2 separate regions of the Homo sapiens genome follow, and region 2 is linked to region 1. A link is an interaction called in ENCODE POLR2A ChIA-PET data of the cell type or tissue named here. Cell type or tissue: HCT116. All regions are shown on one strand.

Region 1 (4,000 bases):
AAAGTCTGAAGTCACTTCACATATGCTAACCACAACTCTGTAAAATGGAGGAAAAATCCATTTTACTTTCATTTTTTTTAAAGGAAGCAAGTGTAAATTAATATTACTTTTGTTTTTATTTGAACAATTCATAGTCTGGAAAATAAGAAGACTGAAGGGAAATTTTTTAGGTGACTAAATGTTTGGAACAGATTACTGTGTGAAACATGGTTTGTTGGGGGACAGGGAAGGTCAAGACTTATTTTGCTAAGCAGGTGCCTTTGTAAAAAATCATTTCTAAATTTGCTATTAAAATTTTTTAATTACATAAAAATACATAAATAAGTTATTTATTTTAAATGAAAGAACATTACAGACAAAGCTAAAGTCCCCTTTAAGCATTACTTTCTCCCAACCCTAGTCCTTTCCTAATTGCCCAGAAATAGCCATTATTAGCTATTGTTATGAGCTTGGCATGTATCTGTTTGTTTGTTGTAGAAATGGGGTTTAGCTATGTTGCCTAGGCTTAATGCAGTGGCTATTCACAGGTGCCATCATAGTGCACTGCAGCCTTGAACTCCTGGCCTCAAGTGATCTTCTCGACTCAGCCTCCCCAGTATCTGGGACCACAGGTTTGTGCCATCAGTGCCTGGCTATTTATTTAAAGTAGCTTTATTGGGGTATAATTGCCATAGAATCAACTGCACATATGTCAAGTGCACAACTTGATCAGTTTTGACATACATATAGGCCCATGAAACTATCATCATGAGCAAAAGAATGAACATGTCCGTTAGCCCCCAAAGTTTACTCATCTGCCTTTGTAATCCATCCTTCCCGCCCCACCCTCAATCCTGGGCACCCATTAATCAGCTTTCTGTTATTATAAATTAGTTTGTGTTGCAATAGATTTATTATCAGTGGAGTCATACAATACGCATGCTTTTGTTTTTTTCTGGCCTCTTTCACTCAGCATAACTATTTTGAGATTCATTTGTGTTGTTATGTGTATCAATAGTTTGTTCCTTTTATTGGTAAGTAGTATTCCATTCTAAAGATACACCATTCATTTTTATTTTTATTTTATTTTATTTTTTATTTTTATTTACTTTTTTATTATTATCATACTTTAAGTTCTAGGGTACATGTGCACAACGTGCAGGTTTGTTACATATAAGCTTGTGCTATTTTAGTGTTTACTTTAGCGTTTATCATATACATCTTTAACATGTCAGAGTGTATTTTTAAGTGATATTACAACAATTCATGCATAAAAATCCTTAGCTTCCATATCTCCCTTCTAGGCTTTTGAACAATTGTTTTCATTAGTTTTATCTCTACATATATCATAAGCCCTAAATACATTGTTACTATTTTGATTTAAAATATATTTTTTAAGCTGGGCATGGTGGGTCATACCTGTAATCCCAGACATATTTTTCTGTCAATTCTTTAAAAAAATAGCTCCACTGCCTCCTGCCTTACATGGTTTCTGATGAAAAATCTGCTGTCATCCTTGTTTTTATGCCTCTGTAATATGTCTTTTTTTTTTTCTTCCTGTGGTTGCTTTTTTTTTTTTTTTTTTTTTTTTCAGAGTTGGATGGGATCTTATGTTGCTCAGGCTGGCCTGAAACTCTTGGGCTCAAGCCATCCTACAGTCACAGCCTCCAGAGTAACTGGGACTACAGGCACATGCCACCATACCTGGCTTAGTCTGTTAAAATTTTATCTTATCCATGGCTTTGAGCAATATGATTATGTTGGGTTTTGGTGATTTTTTTTTCATATGTCTTGTGCTTGGTGTTCATTGAGCTTCTGGTCTGTGAGTTTAAGGTTTTCCTCAAATTTAAAAAATTTTTGGCCATTATTTCTTCAAACATTTTTGTCCTTCCTCTTTACATTTCTGGGATTCCAATTACATGTATATTAAGAGATTTGAAGTTACTCCTAGCCCTTTTCATTTTCTAAAGTTACTTTTCCCTTCAATTTCTATGTCTCCAAGTCACTAATATTTTCTTCTGCAATATCTTATCTGCCATTAATTCCATCCAGAGTATCTTTACTCTCAGGTATTATAGTTTTAATTTCTAAAAGTTGTAGTTTGGACCTTTTTATGTTTTGTGTGTCTCTACTTAGCTTGTTGAACCCATGGACTACAGTTACAATAAAAGTTTTAATGTCCTTCTTACTAACTGTATCATCTGTGTCCATTCTGGGTCTGTTTCAATTGACCAGTTTTTCTCCTTATTGTAAGCTATGTTTTTCTGCTTCCTGCAAGTCTGGTAATCATTGTATTCCAGATGTTATGAATTCACTTCATTGGATACTGGATATTTTTGTATTCCTATACCTCCTCTTTAGCTTTGTCCTTGAGCAGTTAAGTTGGTTGGAAAGAATTTGAAACTTCCAGGTCTCACTTTTAAGGTTTGTTAGGTGGAACTGGGGCAGGGTGTGCTCAGTCTAGGACTAATTATTCTCCACTATTCAGGCAAGACCCTTTTGTGTACTCTACCAAATGCTCATGAATTATAAGGTTGTTTTCCAGTCTGGTTGGCACGAACAGGCACTATTACTAGCCCTGAGTGAGCACCAGGCACGGTTCCCTCTGAAGTTCCCACATGGTTCTTTCCCCAGCCTTGGATAATTTCCAGGATGCATGCGCTGATCAATAAGTGTTCTGCTGGGTCCTCAAGGGGGACATTCTATAGATCTCTTAGGATCTCTCTGGGAAGTCTTTACCCTACAGTATTCTGTCCTGAGACTTCTAGATGTTTTGATTTCCTCAGACTCTCAGTTCTAGCTCCTCAAACCAGGGAGTCCAGCAGTCTCTGTCTGAGTGTCCTTTCTCTGCGCTGCAACTTAGAAATCTCTCAAGGAAGGCCGGGCGCAGTGGCTCACACCTGTAATTTCAGCACTTTAGGAGGCCAAGATGGACATATCACCTGAGGTCAGGAGTTTGAGACCAGCCTGGCCAACATAGAGAAACCCTGTCTCCACTAAAAATATAAAAATTAGCCAGGCATGGTGGTGCATGCCTGTAGTCCCAGCTACTCGAGAGGCTGAGGCGAGAGAATCACTTGAACCTAGGAGGTGGAGGTTGCAGTGAGCCAAAATTACACCACTGCACTACAGCCTGGGCAAGACTCCGTCTCAAAAAAAAAAAAAAAAAATCTCTCAAGGCAGTAAGCTGAGTGCAATCATAGGAATCCCCTTGTTTGTATTCCAGCTCCCAGAGAGCACCATCCTTCTTCACCTGGTGTGCTGTCTTAAAACCTGTTGTTTTATATATTTTGTCTGGGTTTTTTGTTGTATTGTTTCAGGCAGAAGGGAAAATCTTGTTCCTGTTACTCTATCTTGGTTGCAAGACAAAGTTGACATGTATCCATTTACAAAGGAATTACATGTAGTTATAGAAAATATACAGACTGGATTTTTTTTCTACCTCTGATATTAATCTGCAACTTATTTGGTCATTTAAAAATGTTTTGGCTGAGAATAGTGGCTCATACCTGTAATCCCAGAACTCTGGGAGGCTGAGGTGGGAGGGTCATTTGGGGTCAAAAGCTGGAGACCAGCCTGGGCAACGTAGTGATACCATATCTGTACAAAAAGTTTAAGAACTAGCCAGGCAGTGGCACATGTTTGTGGTCCCAGCTACTCAGGAGGCTGAGATGGGAGGATCACTTGAGCCCCGGTAGGTCGAGGCTGCAGTGATCTTTGATTGTGCCACTGCACTCTAGCCTGGGTGACAGAGTAACACCTTGTCTCAAAAAAATAAAATAAAATAAAATAATATTTTTGAGTTTATATCGTGTAACTTCTGTAAAATATTCTATTACATGAATGTGTTGTATCATATTTACCCATACCCCATTGATGAATGCTTATGTCATTTCCAATCTTTGTTATTACAAACAATGCTGCAACCAGTGTCCTTATGCATGTCTCCTTGTACCCACATGTAAGAGTTTGCTTAGGGAAAATACATCGGTCAAATTCCTCTACAGTGTAATCATATCAA
Region 2 (4,000 bases), 230 kb before region 1:
GGGACTACAGGTGTGTGCCACTATGCCCAGCTAAGTTTTGTATTTTTAGTAGAGACAGTGTTTCACCATGTTGACCAGGATGGTCTTGATCTCTTGACCTTGTGATCTGTCCACCTCGGCCTCCCAAAGTGCTGGGATTACAGGTGTGAGCCACCGCACCCGGCCAAGAAAGCACACTTCTAAGCAATTGGTTATATTTATTTTTACCAGAACTCTCTGAAGAAAGTACCGGTATTGTCCCCATTTTCCAGAGGAGGAAACTGAGGCTGAGAGGTCGTAGATGACTTGCTCAAGGTCACACTGTCAGTGCATGGTGGAGCTGGGATTCAACACACATCTGTGCTGTCTGAGTGTGAGGTTTGTCTTTTATGTACAGTATGTGAAACCTCTTTTTATTTTATTTTTTGAGATAGAGCCTTGCTTTGTGGTGATCTGGGTTCACTGCAACCTCTGCCTCCTGGATTCAAGCGATTCTCCTGCCTCAGCCTCCCGAGTATCTGGGATTACAGGCACCTGCCACTGCACCTGGCTAATTTTTGTATTTTTAGTAGAGATGGAGTTTTGCCATGTTGGCCAGGTTGGTCTCAAACTCCTGACCTCAAGTAATCTGCCCACCTCGGCCTCCCAAAGTGCCGTGATTACAGGTGTGAGCCACCGCGCCTGGCCATGAAACCTCTTAACAATGGGAAAACATACCCAACTCTAAATCTAACCTCGTGTTCTCCTGGAGCGCAAAATCAGGTTGCAGAGAATCAAAGTATACATACAGCACAGTTAAGGCACGATTTGCGGCACTGAAGGGAATGGTTATTGAAGCGTCAGGAGACTTGAATGAGACATGAGTCCTCTGAGAAGAAGCAGGTGTCTGGAGGCTGAAGCTGGGTGGGGAGGAAGAGAGGATGGTGGGAAGGAAGTCGTGGGGGCAGTTTGGGAATTGGGAATGAACTGGAAGGAGAGGTCCGAGATGGGGAGGAAGCTTTTTTCTGTTGTTGTCAGTCCTTTGTGCTTTTGCAGGGTCCCTGTACCTGGGCCTTACTCATCTCACCCTCCCTGGTGACCCAGAGGGTACTGTTACCCCCCAACTGAGGCTCGGAGGGGTGAGAACACTTGCCCACACTGCCCCGTCCGAGCCTCCGTGCAATGCACACGATGCTGCAGTACGCAGCCCCGGCTGCCCTTGGGTACACATCTGAGGGTAATGCGATCATGAGCAAGCTCAATTTGATTAACTTACCCCTAAATCACTGCTTTTAAATTCTGCCATGTTAAGTCTCTTTCCACCCCTAATGACCTCTCAGGCAGATCCTATGGCTTTCTAGTCATACTCGGTAATTATTATTATTTTGGAGTCTGGCTCTGTCACCCAGGCCGCAGTAGTGTGATCTTGGCTCACTGCAACCTCCGCCTCCCAGATTCAAGCAGTTCTCCTGCCTCGGCCTCCTTAGTAGCTGAGATTACAGGTGTGCGCCACCACGCCTGGCTAATTTCTGTATTTTCAGTAGAGACAGGGTTTCACCATCTTGGCCAGGCTGGTTTTGAACTCCTGACCTCAGGTGATCTGCCTACCTCGGCTTCCCAAAGTGCTGGGATTGCAGGCGTGAGCCACTGTGCCTGGCCCATACTCCTTTATTAAATCTTTACGTCTGATTTAAAGCTTCTCCCACACTGTCCAAGGCCAGCCAGGCTTCGAGCTGCAGGGCTTGGTGCAGAGGGTGTGCCCATGCTCTCAGCCTCTCCCCTTCCATCTTCCCAGGCAGCCCAGGGGAGGGGCACACTCTCTCGTGACTGCCAGCGTGTCGGCCTCTGGTCTTGCTCTGGCGCCGCCTCTGTGGGTAACTGCCACGTGGCCATGTTGACATGATGGACTTCAGCTTCTTCCTAGCCCCATCTTTGGTCTCCCTTCCATCCCAATTCCTTCTTCAGGGGGCAGCCACATGGCTTTAGGCCCCTTTTCGAAAAGCCCTTTTAGGGCTTTTTCTTAGAAAGCCATGGGATCACTGAGGCCCCTCCACTCCCACTTGGCCACATGGGTGACAGGCTGGATGCCTAACTAGCGTCTTCAGGACCCTGCACCTGGCTGCTTTTCACTCCTTGCGTGCCTAGGGGCCCTCCCACCTGTAAAAATCCCAGGTGGAAGCAAGCATCACCCTCCAAGTGCCTGGTGCCTCCAGATCACCAGGGCACAGGTCAGGCTCCACCGGGACTCCACCTGCAAACAGTCCCAGCTCAGCAAGCATCTGCCCGGGCCCCCTTCCTGCCCAATCCCTGTGAGCAGTGTCCATGTGTCTTTCTCCTTTCTGACCTGGGGTGAGGTGCCCTGCTGGTAGCAGGCTGTTAACTCTTTTTCTCCATCTCCACTCTCCACCTTCCAGTTCAGCCTGGGAACATGGGGAGGCGGCTGTGGTAGGACTGGTTCTGCTAACTCTCTCCGGGCCGTCTGTATGCAGTGTCTGTCTGGCCCCAAATGTTTGGAACATGGAGTGCTGACTACCTGTTGTTTCCAGCTGTGGCTCCTTGTGCCAGCTTTGGGGAACAGCTGAGCTTCTGCTCCCGGCTGCATGAGGAAGTGGCGGGACCAAGGCTTTGCACCAAGGCCTTTGACTCAGAGCCTGTTCTAAGCGCTGTGTCAAATCACCATTTTAGTGGGGACTTAGGAGAGGGGCAGGACTCTGAAACCTAAGGCAGGCAGGGGTCTCTGCTCATGAGGAATTATGGTGCCTTCTACCTCCAGGTTTCAGGATAGAGGCTCAGAAGCAAAGGCGGTAGCTTCTGTGCCCAGGCAGCTCCTGGGCAGACAGGTCTGTGCCCTGCAGGGGCAGAAGTTGATGTGGCGGTGGGCTCGGTGACACCTCGGCAGCCACGTATCCCAGCCCTTCTTCCTCGGAATTCCCAGCCTGGAACTCAGACTCTCCAGATTCCCGAGTTTGGCAGGATGGAACAGGCTGGTTCAGCTTTGTCTTGGGCCCTATGACAAACTCCTGCCATTGCAGTCACATGGTTTGCGGAAGGAAATGGAGAAGCGAGTTCTCTCCATGGGGAGAGGTGCTGTGATGAATGGACACTGATGTGGGAACTGAGACCTGAGACGTCACCATGCCTTGGAGGGCAGATGGGAAGCTGACATTTATCGGGGTCTGGTCTGTTCTGTTCTGAAACTCAGCTAGGGACTTCCACACCCTCCACTCAGCTGCAGCAGGGATGGTTCGTGAGTCATGTGGTCCTGTGGGATGGTGCCAGGGGCTCGTGGTGAGGGCCTGCGGCTCATGGTAGGGGCTCATAGTCGGTGTTGGGAGCTCATCATGGGCACTAGGCCAGCAAAGCCTTATGAATGAGGAGGCAGCCCTGGGAGTGAAGGAGCAGGGTCCCTGGGTGCAGATCTGGGTTCCAATCCGGGCTTTGCCTCCAGTGTGGGTCCCATGGCTGGTTACCACCTCTCTAAGGCTGCTGCTTCACCAGGGAGACAGAAACTGTAATACTCATCCCATGGGTCGGAGTGGGTTAAAGGAGATGCCGTGTGTCCTGAATCCCTTTGCTCCTCTCCTCCCTTAGTTGAGATTCTCACTGTGTGTTGCCTACAGCTCTGAACCTAGGCTCTTGCTTCGACACCCAGCCACTGTCCTGAAGGTCAGGTCCCCGGGCTGACCCTGCCCTTTTCCAGCCTACTGTGCCATCAAAATTACTTTTCCACCAAACAGCAGCTTTTCTGTTTGTAAAACGGTGGTGACTCTTGGCGCACCCGTAGGGAGCATGTGGCAAGCCTAATCGCAGTGCCTGACATGAGAGCAGAAGGCACTGGGGGTCCAGCAGCCCAGCCCCTCCTTTGCAGATGAGCCGACCAGAGGAGGAAATTCTCCCAGGCAGCCCAGCCAGGCGTGCAGAGGCAGGACAAGTCCCGTGTTTCAGGCTGACCGATCCGTGCTTGCTACAGACGCCACACTCTGACTTGAAGTGGGTCATAGTCCTCATTCTTGCTGGTAGGGAACTAAGAGGCCCCTAAAAG

Evidence for each region. Peaks named below come from ENCODE experiments on the same cell type or tissue, not always from the same donor. Only the 100,000 strongest peaks of a DNase experiment are listed, where the experiment ranks them.
Region 2: POLR2A ChIA-PET joins it to region 1 with 6 read pairs; 4 of 35 experiments call an interaction of 5 or more read pairs at or near these places.

Annotation. Positions count from the first base shown.
Region 1 is chr1:236,380,256-236,384,255 of GRCh38, forward strand. It overlaps a transcript of EDARADD not described here. Among named protein-coding and RNA genes, the nearest start is that of EDARADD, 12 kb to the right of the region's middle. RefSeq lists a silencer at 1,540-1,740. In HCT116, no CTCF peak of the experiment used is centred here; a DNase peak (open chromatin) is centred at 1,541.
Region 2 is chr1:236,145,492-236,149,491 of GRCh38, forward strand. The region is part of intron 1 of GPR137B (G protein-coupled receptor 137B); the gene reads left to right. Among named protein-coding and RNA genes, the nearest start is that of GPR137B, 5.0 kb to the left of the region's middle. In HCT116, no CTCF peak of the experiment used is centred here; no DNase peak of the experiment used is centred here.